5 separate regions of the Homo sapiens genome follow, and regions 1, 2, 4 and 5 are each linked to region 3. Evidence: chromatin contacts called from ENCODE Hi-C or POLR2A ChIA-PET data. All regions are on one chromosome and are shown on one strand. The core of a region is the stretch at or near the end of the contact, and the rest is flanking DNA. Distances in the headings are between cores, read along the strand shown.

The links. Hi-C counts contacts between places; a loop is a spot of excess contacts on that map. ChIA-PET counts read pairs that join two places held with the same protein, here RNA polymerase II (POLR2A). Pooled maps may share reads with other maps.
Region 1: a loop to region 3 is called in a pooled map, with 3 times the contacts of the local background. The contact joins the promoter of GALK1 here to the promoter of SRP68 in region 3. A Hi-C loop is called at or near these places in 11 of 50 pooled maps. POLR2A ChIA-PET finds 5 or more read pairs at or near these places in 3 of 52 experiments (H1, activated CD4-positive, alpha-beta T cell and activated naive CD4-positive, alpha-beta T cell).
Region 2: a loop to region 3 is called in a pooled map, with 3 times the contacts of the local background. The contact joins the enhancer-like site here to the promoter of SRP68 in region 3. A Hi-C loop is called at or near these places in 2 of 50 pooled maps. POLR2A ChIA-PET finds 5 or more read pairs at or near these places in 3 of 52 experiments (CD4-positive, alpha-beta T cell, H1 and activated naive CD8-positive, alpha-beta T cell).
Region 4: a loop to region 3 is called in a map with no recorded cell type, with 7 times the contacts of the local background. The contact joins the promoter of SAP30BP here to the promoter of SRP68 in region 3. A Hi-C loop is called at or near these places in 1 of 37 single-sample maps with no recorded cell type and 7 of 50 pooled maps. POLR2A ChIA-PET finds 5 or more read pairs at or near these places in 3 of 52 experiments (activated CD8-positive, alpha-beta memory T cell, activated naive CD8-positive, alpha-beta T cell and naive thymus-derived CD4-positive, alpha-beta T cell).
Region 5: a pooled map shows a loop between it and region 3 (4-fold over the local background). The contact joins the enhancer-like site here to the promoter of SRP68 in region 3. A Hi-C loop is called at or near these places in 1 of 37 single-sample maps with no recorded cell type and 5 of 50 pooled maps. POLR2A ChIA-PET finds 5 or more read pairs at or near these places in 1 of 52 experiments (HepG2).

Annotation. Positions count from the first base shown.
Region 1 is chr17:75,763,803-75,766,546 of GRCh38, forward strand. GALK1 (galactokinase 1) reads right to left here and starts at 1,390. Exons shown (of 8, transcript NM_000154.2): 1 at 1,170-1,390; 2 at 95-284. The coding sequence starts at 1,334. RefSeq lists enhancers at 405-614, 645-874 and silencers at 985-1,134, 1,365-1,554.
Region 2 is chr17:75,687,001-75,689,700 of GRCh38, forward strand. The region is part of intron 3 of SAP30BP (SAP30 binding protein); the gene reads left to right. Among named protein-coding and RNA genes, the nearest start is that of SAP30BP-AS1, 3.6 kb to the left of the region's middle. RefSeq lists enhancers at 1,135-1,636, 1,637-2,136. Within about 2 kb of position 1,376, at least 14 of the 41 ENCODE cell types and tissues checked have a DNase peak (open chromatin) inside an H3K27ac peak, as active enhancers do; they include CD4-positive, alpha-beta T cell, where a contact is called at or near this core.
Region 3 is chr17:76,071,085-76,073,784 of GRCh38, forward strand. SRP68 (signal recognition particle 68) reads right to left here and starts at 1,433. Exons shown (of 16, transcript NM_014230.4): 1 at 1,224-1,433. The coding sequence starts at 1,407. It also overlaps a transcript of GALR2 not described here. RefSeq lists enhancers at 720-1,547, 1,546-1,595, 1,548-2,375.
Region 4 is chr17:75,665,944-75,668,643 of GRCh38, forward strand. SAP30BP (SAP30 binding protein) reads left to right here and starts at 1,395. Exons shown (of 11, transcript NM_013260.8): 1 at 1,395-1,535; 2 at 2,573-2,682. The coding sequence starts at 1,430. RECQL5 (RecQ like helicase 5) reads right to left here and starts at 1,211. Exons shown (of 20, transcript NM_004259.7): 1 at 1,101-1,211; 2 at 485-628. The coding sequence starts at 614. RefSeq lists enhancers at 336-1,535, 1,117-1,216, 1,387-1,636.
Region 5 is chr17:76,479,884-76,482,583 of GRCh38, forward strand. It overlaps RHBDF2 (rhomboid 5 homolog 2), which reads right to left. Exons shown (of 19, transcript NM_001005498.4): 3 at 1,492-1,662. The coding sequence starts at 1,641. Among named protein-coding and RNA genes, the nearest start is that of AANAT, 14 kb to the left of the region's middle. RefSeq lists silencers at 890-959, 1,780-1,879, 1,940-1,989. Within about 2 kb of position 1,413, at least 14 of the 41 ENCODE cell types and tissues checked have a DNase peak (open chromatin) inside an H3K27ac peak, as active enhancers do.

The DNA of each region.
Region 1 (2,744 bases), core at 140-2,639, 310 kb before region 3:
CCCCACAGTGTATCAGACAAATGAATGGGCTCTGTGGCTGTGAGGTGGCACTCCTAGTATCAGTGAGGACTTGGCTCAGGCCTGGGCCCCATACCTGGGTAGTACTGAATCACTCCCTTGACATAGTTGGCCCACCGAGGAGTCCCAGGCTCCAGCGAGCGCTGGGCTGTGGGCAGTGGAAACTGCAGCCGCTGGGGCTCATCGGCACCCTCAGAGGTGGTGAGGAGAGACACCAGCCCATCCTTGCGGGGGCTGCCCACCAGCACCGTCATGAGCTCCAGAGCCTGGCAGGAGAGACAAGCAGTACGTGAGGCTTCCGCCAGCTGGAGTAAGCCTCTCCAATGACACTGCCTCCAGCCGAGGTTCTGATGCCTCCACAGTCATCAGGTTCTGAACCTCCAGGTTCAGCGTCGCAGGGAAGATCCTGAGGGCCAGCTGACCTTGGGGGCTTGAGCCCTGCCCCCTTAGGTCTTCAGGGGCGGGGCGGCTGCAGCTGGAGCACAGACCTGGACTCTGCCCTGAGCTGTGGGGCAAGGGGGAGAGCTAGCCCAAAGGGAAAACAGATCACTGGAGCTCCAAAGCCTTTACATTTTGGGGTGGCTCTGGACATCCTGTACCTGTGCACTCCCCAAGCTGCAGATGGGGCGGAAAGCGCCCCCCGCTGAAAGCTGGGAGTCCTCACTCCCAAGTCGCAGCCCCGCCAAGAACCTGCTGTGTGACCTCCAGCAGTTCACTGGGCCTCTCTAGGCCTCAGTTTCCTCCTCTGTAAATTGAACGGGCTGGGCCAGAAGGCTACGTTCGCCCAGGTCTGCGGTTGGGGCCCCACGGTGGCCGGAGGCGCGGAGTGTCCCCTTCTGCGTGGCACACAGGGCCTCACAGTTTAAGGGGAACATGCTCCCAGGTTGAAGGCGAGGAGCCCCAGCCCCCAGAGGGCGGGCTTGAGCCAAGAGGCGGCCGCGCACCCTCTCCCGGCCACTTCCTCGCTTCCTCCCTTCCAACGTGGGGAACAGCCTGTCCCGGGGACTCTTCCGTGCACCGGTGCTCCAGGCGCAGCTGCCCGCCCCACATCTCCCGCGGGAAGAACTCGCCCCCAGCGTCCCCGAGGCCCGCCCTCCTCGGCGGCCGGGACAGGCGGCGGCGGGCTAGGGGCTCCCCGTGCAGCCCCTCACCATAGGCAGCACCAGGCCCTGGTTGTAGTCCGTGTGTTCCCCGATGAGGTTGACGCGGCCCGGCGCTGACACGGCCAGCTCGGGCTCGGCCCCGAACTCCTCCCGGAAGGCTCGCCGGGCCTCGGCCAGCAGCTCCGCGACCTGGGGCTGTCTCAAAGCAGCCATGACGCGCGCCTGCAGCTCTGCACAGCTGCTCCGGCACAGCCCCGTCGGCGCGGGATGCTCGGGCGGGGCCCCGCGCGGGGGTGCGCACATTCCCGCCAGCCCCGCCCCGCGCCCGGACGCCCCGCCCCCAGACCTCAGCCGGTTCCGCCCCCACCCGCAACTCCCGTGGGAATCCAGCTGCTGGGTGGTGGGTGGCAGGGGCTAATGGTGCCGGGTGGGATACAGCGCCCCCGATGGTGTCCTTCCCTCTGGACTTCGGGAAGAACCAATGAGCACTCACTAGAGTGAGAATAGCCCTGAGTGGCACTTGGCATGACCAGGATTTCTGAGCTGCCCTTCCCTGGCGCTGGTGACTTTCTATGTGCCTCACCACCCACCACCACCCACACAGCCAGAGCAATGGAGCTGGCACCCGGTTGACCTGGGATTCCCAAAGGGATCCCCTAGGTCCCCAGGGCCAGCAGCTGTGAGAGGTCATCAGCCTCTGATCACCGGTCTCCAAGAGGGTGACCTGACACTCACTGTAAGTAGAGATAAAGACAGACAAGTTTGGGCCGGGCGCAGTGGCTCACGCCTGTAATCCCAGCACTTTGGGAGGCCGAGGTGTGCAGATCACCTGAGGTCGGGAGTTGGAGACCAGCCTGACCAACATGGAGAAACCCCATCTCTACTAAAAAATACAAAATTAGCTGGGCATGGTGGCTCATGCCTGTAATCCCAGCTACTCGGGAGGCTGAGGCAGGAGAATCACTTGAACCTGGGAGGCGGAGGTTTCGGTGAGCTGAGATCACACCATTGCACTCCAGCCTGGGCAACAAGAGCAAAACTCTGTCTCAAAAAAAAAAAAGACAAGTTTGGTGGTGACCAGAGAGTCAATTTTACAAGCTCCTTTTCTAGGTAATACGCAACAGCTCCTAGCAATGGAGAATTGGACTAGGGTGGCGGTGGCCAGCAGTGGGCCCAGCCCCTCCCTTAAGGACCTGCCACAGCTGTCCAGGTAGGTTGTGCTGTTGGCCCCAGCAGGCACTACTTCAGCCCAGAAGCCCTTGTCTCAGAGGCGTGGCCTTGTTCCCAGTCAGGCACTCTTCTCTTGCTATCCTGCATCCTAAACCTGCTGGCCGGCCCCAACTGCTGCCTTGATACCTGTCCACAGCTGCCCACCCTACATGGAACCTTGAAACTGAAAGACTGAAATGTAAGCAGCTTGCTTGGGGTTAGGGTGGGAGTAGTGTGGGGAGTTATGGCCAGGGATTTAGCTTGGGGCCTGCTCAGGGGTGTGCCCAAAGAGTGGGGAACTGCATTCCAAGGGCAATTCTGAAAACTCTTAGAAGAAAACATAGGGGTACAGTTTTGTGACATTGGTTAGGAAATGTTTATTTGGTTTCTGTTTTTGAGACGGAGTTTCGCTCT
Region 2 (2,700 bases), core at 126-2,625, 380 kb before region 3:
TTGACTATTACTTTGATGCCTCCACAAGAGGGTTTCTGGAGGATGGCATAGCAGTTGTTCTGAAGCAGCTGTATTGCCTGATGGTTAAGAGCACAGTTTCATGGGACTGTTGTGAAAAATGAGATTCTTAATTGAAGAGCTTAGCATAATACCTAAACTTATTCCCCTAGATTGAGTTTTCATATTTTATCCTCAATGCTTGGCCCATTGCTTGGTGTATAAATCATGCTCAATAAATTATCTGTGGAAAAAATAAATGAATTAACTATACAGTAATTATTTTTGTCTTAGGATTTAGGAGCATTAGGCCCAGTGTTCGGAAAGAGGATGCAGGGCCAGATGTGGTGGCTCACACCTGTAATCCCAGCATTTTGGGAGGCTGTGGCAGGAGGATTGCTTGAGCCTACGAGTTCAAGAGCAGCCTGGGCAACATAGTGAGACCCCATCTCTACAAAAAATTTAAAAATTAGCCAGCCATGGTGGTGCATGCCTGTAATCCCAGCTACTTGGGAGGCTGAGGCAAGAGAATTGCTTGAGCCCAGGAGGTCAAGGCTGCAATGAGCTATGATTGCGCCAGTGTACTCCAGCCTGTGTGACAGAGTGAGACCCTGTCTCAGGAAAAAAAAAAAAAAAAAGATGATGCAGAAAGATGAACAAAGAATTGGGTTTGAAATTTTTTTGTAATTCAGCGTTGGTGTCCCCTCCCCACCTTCTCCTGCCCCTTGGCAGACTTTTATTGCAAGCCTAGCCCTTTTGTTAGCTGCTCTTCTGCTGCCTGTCCGTCTGACATTTCTAGTGAATCTACACATGAAACTCACTGTGGAGTTGACCAGGCTGGGAGTCTGAAGTTAAAACATAACAGCTGAAGGTAGGTGTGGAACCTAAACTTGACAGAAGACAAACTGACAGTGTTTGGGGTGTGTGTGTGTGTGTGTGTGTGTGTGTGTGTGTGTGTGAGAGAGACAGAGAGAGGTCAGTGCTTGAGCACCTTCTGTGGACCAGGCTGACTATTAGACTTGGTGATTTTTGTGAGTACACAGAGTAGAGTAGTTTGTCTTCATCGGCCAGGTGAGCATGAGGGTAGAGGAAGGCTTCCCTGGGCTGGGCTGAGGCCTACACGGGGCTTTCTAGGCAGGAGTGGGGAGAAGGTGATTTCAGGGAGCAGGCATTGCAAAGATCCTGGGTGCAGAAAGGGGAGGAAGAGGCTGAAATGGGCAGCAGGGAATCCTCAAGGCTCGTGGGCCACAGTGAGGATCTGTTTTTAAGGAGCTATTGTGCTCGTGAAGTGAGATCTCATCAGGCCATGGGCTGTCCCAGGTCTGAGAGAATAAAGGTTTGAAAGGAGTCATTTTACTAATCTGCCTCCCTAGCTGCCACGTACTTGTAAGATGCAAGATTACATTGCCCAACAGGAAACCCCCAGTCTGTAGCATTCTTGCCTGTGGCCTCGGGGCTGGCTGCCCTGTGCCCCTGTTCAGAGTGCTTTCTCTGTGCCCGCTACTCCCGAAGCTGGAAAGAAAACATGACGTTTAGATTTGGTGGGATCTAGATGCTGGCGGCTGCCTTTGTGGAACTCAAGTTTGACACTGGAGCTTTGTGGGGCCGGTTCCAGGAAGGATTGAGGAAGCATTGTTGGCTGTAAATAAACCTCCATTCTCTTACTCAGGACTTGGTACTTCTCTGCTGAGTAAATCCTCCCAGCTCAAATGGCAGCTTGTCCAGTTTCGTGGGTCTATATTGTTGTTACTTCCTTCCTGCGCTCCAGTCAGCTTCATCAATGGCTGGACTTTTGTATTCTCTGCAGGAGGAACCATATTCCAGGTTCTGTAATTCTTGAGAACCAGGCCCCTGCCACTGACCTACAGTTGCATCTTCCAAGTCTCAGTCACAGTTGGTTAAGAAACCAAATTGGCAGGTTGAGATCACTATTCTTCTCCAGGGACAGCGCCCAGTGTGCCGCAGCCGCCTCCTGCTCTGGTTGTTGGGCCTTTAGTCTCAGGTGGGGTCTGGGTGGATGAGGGGTGCAGGCAGAGGAGGAGACCTCGGCTCAGATTGGTGTCCTCCACCAGCTCAGCGTTTAAACCATACTTCCTCTTTCCTCCTTTCTGTTTTCTAACTTGGCTTTTGTTTTTGTCTTTTCGTTTTTCCTTGTATCTTTTTTTTTTTTTTTTGGAGACAATCTTGCTCTTTCAGGCTGGAGTGCAGTGGCGCAATCTCGGCTCACTGCAACCTCCACCTCTCAAGTAGCTGGGATTACAGGCATGCACCACCATGCCCGGCTAATTTTTGTATTTTTAGTGGAGAGGAGGTTTTACCATGTTGTCCAGGCTGGTCCCAAACTCCTGGCCTCAAGTGATCTGCGCACCTCAGCCTCCCAACTCCCCCAGCCTGTTTTTCCTTGTGTCTTGATTGGAATTGAATGAGGGGGCTGAAGAGGTGGGCCTAGTCTTTTCTCCCAGGAGCAGCCTTCCTTTCCTAGGTGAGGTGCTTTGTTTTCACCTTCCTTAGGAACTGGGTGAAAAGCCCTCAGCCTGTTCTGGCTGTGTGTTGTTGCTCATGTCTCTGGGCTGCGGGTTCCATGCCCTCTGGCTGATGTAGACAGATGCCTGGTGACTAGACATCCAGGATGAGCTCATTACTTTAACCAACTGAGAATTTCTACCTGAAGGCCAGTGGGTGGATTCATACGAGTCAAGACAG
Region 3 (2,700 bases), core at 183-2,682:
AATTGGGGTGCTTCACACCAATTAACACCTAGACCCCACATTTTATTCATTCAGATTCAGGTTATAAATGACATGTACTAAGCCTCCATTTGCATAATCTCCAACACCTGCCAAATCTAACTTTCCTTAACAGCTGTGATGCTTAGAGAGTCTATGATTAGCACATGTCAACCAAGCTAGGCTACAGTTTGCATAAAAGTATTAAGGTTTTTCTTTCAAAAGAAGAATGGCCAGATTCTCCTTTTAATAATCTTAAAATATTTAAGATTATGTACTAATCTTTAGAAAGTCCAATGACCTTCATCTATATAGGTATAGTTTTAATGTTTCCTCAACACTTCTCTAGAGACATATTTTAAAATAGTGAACGCTAAAAGGACTCTTTAAATTACTAAAACGGGACAAAGAGATATAAAGGTCTCAGTAAAATCAGGGCTCGCTAGCGTCTACTTGGAACTATTACCAGTAATTCAAAATATTTAACTCCAAGCGCCTGAGAACTTTAAGCACATTAAGATGTCAAGTTGAATGTGTTATTTCAGAAACTCGCCTACGTTTTCTCCATTTGTTATTCATTTCAAAAGGTCACAAACTAGTACCACAAGCACTTGGTTGAGATACACACTGATGGAAACTAGAAACCGATTCCTCCAGCTTATATGAATGACTGTCAGCAAGATAAAATGCCTACAGACCGATCAGAAAAAAATGACACAATCGATATTAACTACGGTAACTTACAATCAAAATGGGCAACAAGCTTTTCCTGAGTCAATCTTTACCTCCACTTTCAAAGTATCGAGCTGTAGGTTTTACTACTCAGTCTATGACGACTGTCAGACAAGAGTATTAAGCCAAATGTCAAGACTGCAGTTTCCTCTCCCCAGTTCAGTGGCTCAAGGTGCCAAAGCAAGGTGCTCAAGGTGTCACTTGGTCACAAGCCCTCCAACTGGACAACTGCGGGGCACCAGGGGAAACCTGCCTGATATCCCAGTGCCACTGGAAGAAACGGACCTAGCCAGGACGGCGAGGGGGACACGAGGAAAGACTAGTCGAGAGACAGACCCCCCCCGGAATTCTGAGCACCAAAAGGTAAGGGCGAGAGAAACTGCAACCCTCGGCCTCTCCTGCCAGGACTTGTCGGGACCCGCCGCCTCTCCCGCCCCCAGCCCTCCAGTTCGACACGTAATCATTGCGAGTTAGGCCCGATTACTCTAGGATACTCTCCAAACTCAGGCTATCCCCAAATTCTTTGTTTGCCTTCGATCCGGCCGAAGGGCGTTCGTTTTCTTTATTTTCTTCCCCTCCGGCACCACGTCCACCGCCGCTACCGCCGCCGCCACTGCCACCGCCGCCGCCACTGCCGCCGCCGCCGCCGCCGCCTGGGACCTGCTTCTCAGCAGCCATCTTGCCCCTGCGCCGCAGAGCAAGACGGGATAGGGGAGGCGGGACGACCTGGGCGGGTGAGAGCTGGACCTGCCTGGCCGGGCTGATGGGATAGCGGCGGACTCCGCCGCCGTCGGCCCTTGCTGCAGCAGGGCGCCATGTGCTGGAGCGCGCCTGCGCGAGGGATCCTGTCATCCCGGGTCCGGAATTGTGGCTGGCTAGGTGGGGACTTGAGGCCGCAGTGAGACCGTGGCTGCTGAGATCTCAGGGGGCAGTCCCACCTCCCACCCACTAAGGGCGGAGAACCGGAGGTGGACCCCAGGTCCTGCATCCTGGACTGGGGATCTGGTTCACGTCCTGCCCAGCAGAAAGCAGGAGACCAAAGATACTGGATTTCGGGGTGTCTGCATCCCCAGGGACTCAAGAGATGGGGTCCTCCCTACCGGAACGGGACACCCCGTCCGTAAGGGACCCGCCTCTGCCTGCCCTTTCCTCTGAGGCTGGCCGTAAGAACGCCAAGCCGGAGGAAGCGCTGCGCAGTCAGCAGACGGTGTCCTAACGGGGTGACTTTCTCAGACCGCTTGGGGCCGTGGACCACTGCACTTTGGGGCCGTCAGTCCAAAGAGGGAGAAGTGTTGAGACATGGGAAAATATGAATTTTTGCTTTGCACCTTCTAGAGTCTGAGACCTGGGATTCCAATCCCCGCTCCGTCATTAGCGGCAGGGACATGTTGGGCACGTAACTTAATCTCCCTGTAAATCTGTTCCTTCATCTATGAAATGGGGATAACCAATTTAAGTGGTTGTTAGGAAGATTAAATGACGGATTTTTTTTTTTTTTTTAGATAGAGTTTCGCTCTTGTTGCCCAGGCTGGAGTGCAATGGTGTGATCTCGGCTCACTGCAACCTCTGCCTCCTGGGTTCAAGCCATTCTCCTGCCTCAGCCTCCCGAGTAGCTGGGATTACAGGCGCCTGCCACCACGTCCCGCTAATTTTTGTATTTTTAGTGGAGACGGGGTTTCACCATGTTGGTCAGGATGGTCTCGATCTCCTGACCTCGTGATCCGCCCGCCTCGGCCTCCCAAAGTGCTGGGATTACAGGCGTGAACCACCGCGCCCGGCCCTGAACTCTATTTTGAATTTCCTCAAGGTATACGGAATAAGGTCAGGAGAAAAAGAATAAGGATCTGATGCATTCAGATTTAACTAACTCTCCCATACATCTCATTCCTTTCTCAGCAGATCCCTCTTAGAAGGAAGTGTTACCATTTCCTTGTTACAGCTGAGGAAACTGAGGCATGGAGCCAAAGACAG
Region 4 (2,700 bases), core at 145-2,644, 410 kb before region 3:
CCACTCAACCTGCAACAAGGGAATTACCTAGGAGGCCAGTGACCGAGTTAAGTTATTCCTACCACCCTCACTGTTGCTGTTCGTTTGTGTGTACAAACGAACAATAATGAGAATCTGAAGTGTTTTCAAAGACCATGTGTAAATCTAGCTATGAAATATAGACCAGCTGGGTGGTTCTGCCACTAAAACTACAAGCTTTGGGCCGGGCGTGGTGGCTCATGCTTGTAATCCCAGCACCTTGGGAGGCCGAGGTGGGAGGATTGCCTGAGCCCAGGATTTGGAGACCAGCCTGAGCAACATGCCAAGACCCCATCTCTAATTAAAACAAATAAACGAAACTACAAGCTTTGACAACTCTAAAGATTTCCAAATCCAGTTATGGACCAAAGGTGAGGCAGTACGAAGGGTGAGGAGGAGGGTGTTCTGCCGCAGCGTTATGGTATAGCCAGCATAAATTTAAAGGAAGGTAGCTTGGTAATGTTACCTTTTACTACAGCCATGGTCGCACTCTCCTGTAAAGGCGTCTTAAAAGAGTCAAACCCAAAGACCTTCTTCAGCGTACTCCGGACTCGCCGCTCAGGGTCAAAAGGAAAGGTGGTATGGTGGCTGCTCATCTTAGCCAAGAACAGTGGCCAAAGGTTAAGGCAAAGGTAGTAAAAGGTTGCCACGAGAACCCTCTGTTTTGCATTAAAAATACAGATTATTTTTCTGTAACAATTTGCTATATTACACTTAAATAATGTATTATTTTTAAGTAATAAAGCTGAAGGTGAACTGCCTCAAGCAATACATTCCTCAGTAATTAACATCTCCACTTTTACGCTCAATGAAAATGAAAACATTGAACTATTCCAGGCCACGGTATAGCACAGAGCTAGAAATCAGATCAAGAGAAGAAACATAAATGTCTTCAGAACAGCTTGGAGAACGGGGAACCGTTTTCCTAAGATCCACCACCTGCTCCTACTTCTATAAGCGCAACCACGACGACCGTTCTTCCACCCCGGGACCCCGAACCCCTTCTCCCGTCTTCCTGAGCCCAAGATCCGCAATTTTCTCTCTTGGCTGGCCGACACCTCCCTCTCTTCACCCTAAGATATCAGAACCGGCCGTGGTCCGCCCAAGAATTAAAGGCTGCTGGCTGGTTCCGGAACTGTTCGAAGACCCCTATACACAACCCCAACTCAGAGAAGCCAAAGCGCTGGGAATTCAGCTTTAGGCAGAACCCACGCAATCTTATATCCGTCGCGCAGTGATGACGTAGCGCGAGCGCTGGCATGAGGGCGGAGCCAGGCGCAGGAAACTGCCGTTTTGATTGGTTTCCAGTGTGGCGCGGGGGTCTCCTGGGATCCGAAAGAACCTGCCTTTCCGCCCGGAAGTCGGCGTCTTGAGTCATAGGAGTGAGCCACGCCCGGGCTGTGGGAATAAGATGGCGGGGAAGAAGAATGTTCTGTCGTCTCTCGCAGTTTACGCGGAAGATTCAGAGCCCGAGTCTGATGGCGAGGCTGGAATCGAGGCGGTGGGCAGCGCGGCTGGTAAGGCCCAAGTGCGAAGCTGGAAGGGGGAATCGGGTGTCTGCCCGGAATGCTGTACCCTCGCTGGGCGGGAGGGAACAAGATGGTCATTGTGCTCCAAGCACCGGACCCCGAAGAATGGTCCAGGGTCCGGGGTGAGATAGAGCATTAGAGACTGTGGACTAAGAATGAAGAATCTCCTTCCCGTTATTTCGATTAATTTGCCTAAACTTACTGAAAGACTCCGTGCCGGCTATAGTGATAGACAGAGGGATGGACGAAGAGGGAGCGGCTGCTCAGCCACTGCCTGTTTCCCCTGGGCTCGTTGTTTGATGAGGGAGAGCGATAAGTAAAACATACGTGGAAGATGGTAAAGATTGTGTTCGTTAACTTTATAACTTTTAGTTAGGAATGTGCCCTAAACACATCTTGGAGCTTTTAAAAACAAACGTATCTGATGCCCAAAGTGAGAGAACCTAATTCGGTAGAACTGGGGTAGGATGTGGGCATTTGTGAACTTTTTAAGGATCCCAGGTGATTTTTCTTATTTTGTGAGTTTTTAAAGCCTAACGGTGATGTTCTCCTCCTCAGGTTGAGAAGCACAATGTTAGATAATGGAAACAGATTCCTTTGGGAGAATAAAGAACAAGTTACCTAACAACATATCAGGACCTTAGCTTCCTCATCTGGAAAGTGAAGGGGATTGGATTAGGTTAGGTACTTCCATGTTTTGTGATTTTGTGTGGTCTCTTCCAGTCAGAAAGTTCTCTGATGGTTTCCTATAAACACTTTAGTGTTTATCTAGTGTTTATAGCATTAGAAACAGAATTTAGTACTCGGTTTTGTTCCCTGACCTTTTAATGATTTTATTCAGTAAATGCTGGCCTTCTCAGAGAGCCGAATCTGGGCCTATTGTAACTTAACATGAGATTTAGGTTCCCTTTGTATCTTCAGAGATAGTCTTGGCCACTCAAATCTCTGGACATTTTTTCTTACATTGTAACTCTTGTTTTTTTTTTCTTGCTTTTTGTTTGTTTGTTTGTTTTTTAACCTTTCAGAGGAGAAAGGCGGATTGGTATCTGATGCCTATGGGGAGGATGACTTTTCTCGTCTAGGGGGTGATGAAGATGGTTATGAAGAAGAAGAAGATGAGAACAGTAGACAGTCGGTAGGTAAATCTCCCAGA
Region 5 (2,700 bases), core at 163-2,662, 410 kb after region 3:
TGGTGTGTGCAGCCCAGGTCCTGGGCTGGCTTTTCTTTAGCCTCCTATTCTGAAAACCCTGAGAACAAACTTCAACCCTGATTTATGCCCCAATTTGCTTTCATTTGGAAATATATATATATAATGTGTGTGTGTGTGTGTGTGTGTGTGTGTGTGTGTTTGTATATGTATATATATATATATATATATTTTTTTTTTTTTTTTTTTTTTTTTTTTGGAGATGGAATCTCACTGTATTGTCCAGGCTGGAGTGCAGTGGTGTGGTCTCGACTCACTGACACCTCCGCCTCCCAGGTTCAAGCGATTCTTCTGCCTCAGCCTCCTGAGTAGCTGGGACTATAGGCATGTGCCACCACACCCGGCTAATTTTTGTATTTTTAGTAGAGACGGGGTTTCACCATGTTGGCCAGGCTGGTCTCGAACTCCTGCCTGACCTCAAGTGATCTGGCCGCCTCGGCCTCCCAAAGTGCTGGGATTACAGGCATGAGCTACCATGCCCGGCCTATATATATATTTTTTGGGACAGAGTCTTGCTCTGTTGCCCAGGTTGGAGGGCAGTGGCACCATCATAGCTCACTGGAGCCTCGACCTCCCAGGCTCAAGCAAGCCTTCTACCTCAGTGTCCTAAGTAGCTGGGATTACAGGCATGTGCCACCACACCCAGCTCTTTTTTAATTTTTTTTGCAGAGACAGAGTCTTGCTATGTTGTCTAGTCTGGTCTCGAACTCCTGGGCTCAAGTGATCTGGCTGCCTCAGCCTCCCAAAGTGATGAGATTACAGGCATGAGGCGACCTCGCCCAGCCTCATTCTGAATTTAAAATCGCCATTGTCTAACTTTTCTCCGTCAAGGCCAGCGTGTGTTTTCCTAACTCCTCATCCAGTCCCTCCCCTCTGCACCATGACGCTCCTGCCTGCTGCTGTGTCTTCTGCAGAGCTCTCGGGTGAACGGGGGGCGTTAACATCGCTTCCCTTTATACTCCAGACTGTGCAGGAAGCCCACGCTGCCACAAGCCGGTTTTCAATGAGCTCTTTATGGGGCACTAGACCAGACTGTCAGAAACACTGATCTGTTCTCGTCCTCCCAAAGGAAGCGGACACTGCCTAGGCGGGCTGCTGATGCCAGGGAGACACTGTCCCCTGCTCACCCATGTCAAAGAAAGCCCCCAGCCCTCAGAAGAGAGACTGAGAGTCCAGGCCTAGGGGGTGAAATGAGAACAGCCAGGGCCCCAGGGTTACCAGCAAGCACTTTCTTGGGGCTGGCCCTTCCTGTGTGCCCCTGACCACGATGAGAGTGAGCCCGGTTCCTGGCTTTACTCCCTGTGATATTTCGGGCCCAGGAAGGAGGGGGTAGGGCCCGAGTCAAGGGCTGCACAGACAGCAGCTGTGGCTCAGGAAGGAGCCCCTCTGGGAAGTGAAACTGACCAGAAAGTGTCACGTGGGTACATCTGTTACCTACGGCAGAACAGTGAGCCCCCAGGCCAGCCCCCTTACCTCAGGCAGCATGCTGTCCTGCTCGCCAGGGGCCTGGGTCTCTTTCTCGGGTGGCGGGATGGTGATGGAGAGGTTGGGTGGCTTCCGGCTCTGCAGGCGGCTGCTGGACACAGAGGACACGCTCCCGCCATTCTTGTCAGCAGAGGCCATTGTGGGCAGGAGGCGGGAGGGCTGGAATGGAGACCGGGAGAGCAGCGGTGGGCGGTGCGGGGTGGCGCAGTGTCAGGACCCTGACGCCAGGGCACGCAGCCCAGACCAAGAACCAACTTGCCTAAAGTTGGTTCAAACATCTCTGGGCGGCTGGGCGCGGTGGCTCACGCCTGTAATCCCAGCACTTTGGGAGGCCGAGGTGGGGGGATCACGAGGTCAGGAGATCGAGACCATCCTGGCCAACATGGTGAAACCCCGTCTCTACTAAAAATACAAAAAATTAGCTAGGCGTGGTGGCACGTGCCTGTAATCCCAGCTACTCGGGAGGCTGAGGCAGGATGGCTTGAACCCAGGAGGCAGCGGTTATAGTAAGCCGAGATCGCGCCACTGCACTCCAGCCTGGCGACAGAGCAAGACTCTGTCTGAAAACACACACACACACACACACACACACACACACACACACACACACACACACAAAACCAAAAACAAACCATCCCTGGGGACTAAACCCAGCCTGAACCAGGCTGAACCTCAGGCCCAGTGGTTGGAGTGAGGTCTATTTCTGACCATCATTTGCATCCCGGACCATATGGGTCTGGGAGGTCCTCAACTTACTACCTCATTCAATTTCTGATCTCTCCGCTTGAGGCAAGAACCAAACCCTGAAAAGAGCATGAAGATGCAGGCCAGGGACGGTGGCTCACACCTGTAATACCAGCACTTGGGGAGGCCGAGGTGGGCCGAGAGATGAGAAACCTACTGTGCTGGTCCCTGTCCCCCAAGGCCACCCAGTTTATTTTTCTTGTCTTTTTTCTGTAGAGGTGGGGGTCTCTCCATGTTAGCCAGGCTGGTCTGGAACTCCTGGGCTTAAGCCATCTGCCTGCCTTGGCCTCCCAAGTGCTGGGATTACAGGTGCAAGCTCACTGTGCCCAGCCCCAGTTCATTTTTCAAAGATAACTAAAACTGGCTGGGTGCGTGGCTCATGCCTGTAATCCCAGCACTTTGGGAGGCCGAGGTAGGTGGATCACCTGAGGTCAGGAGTTTGAGACCAGCCTG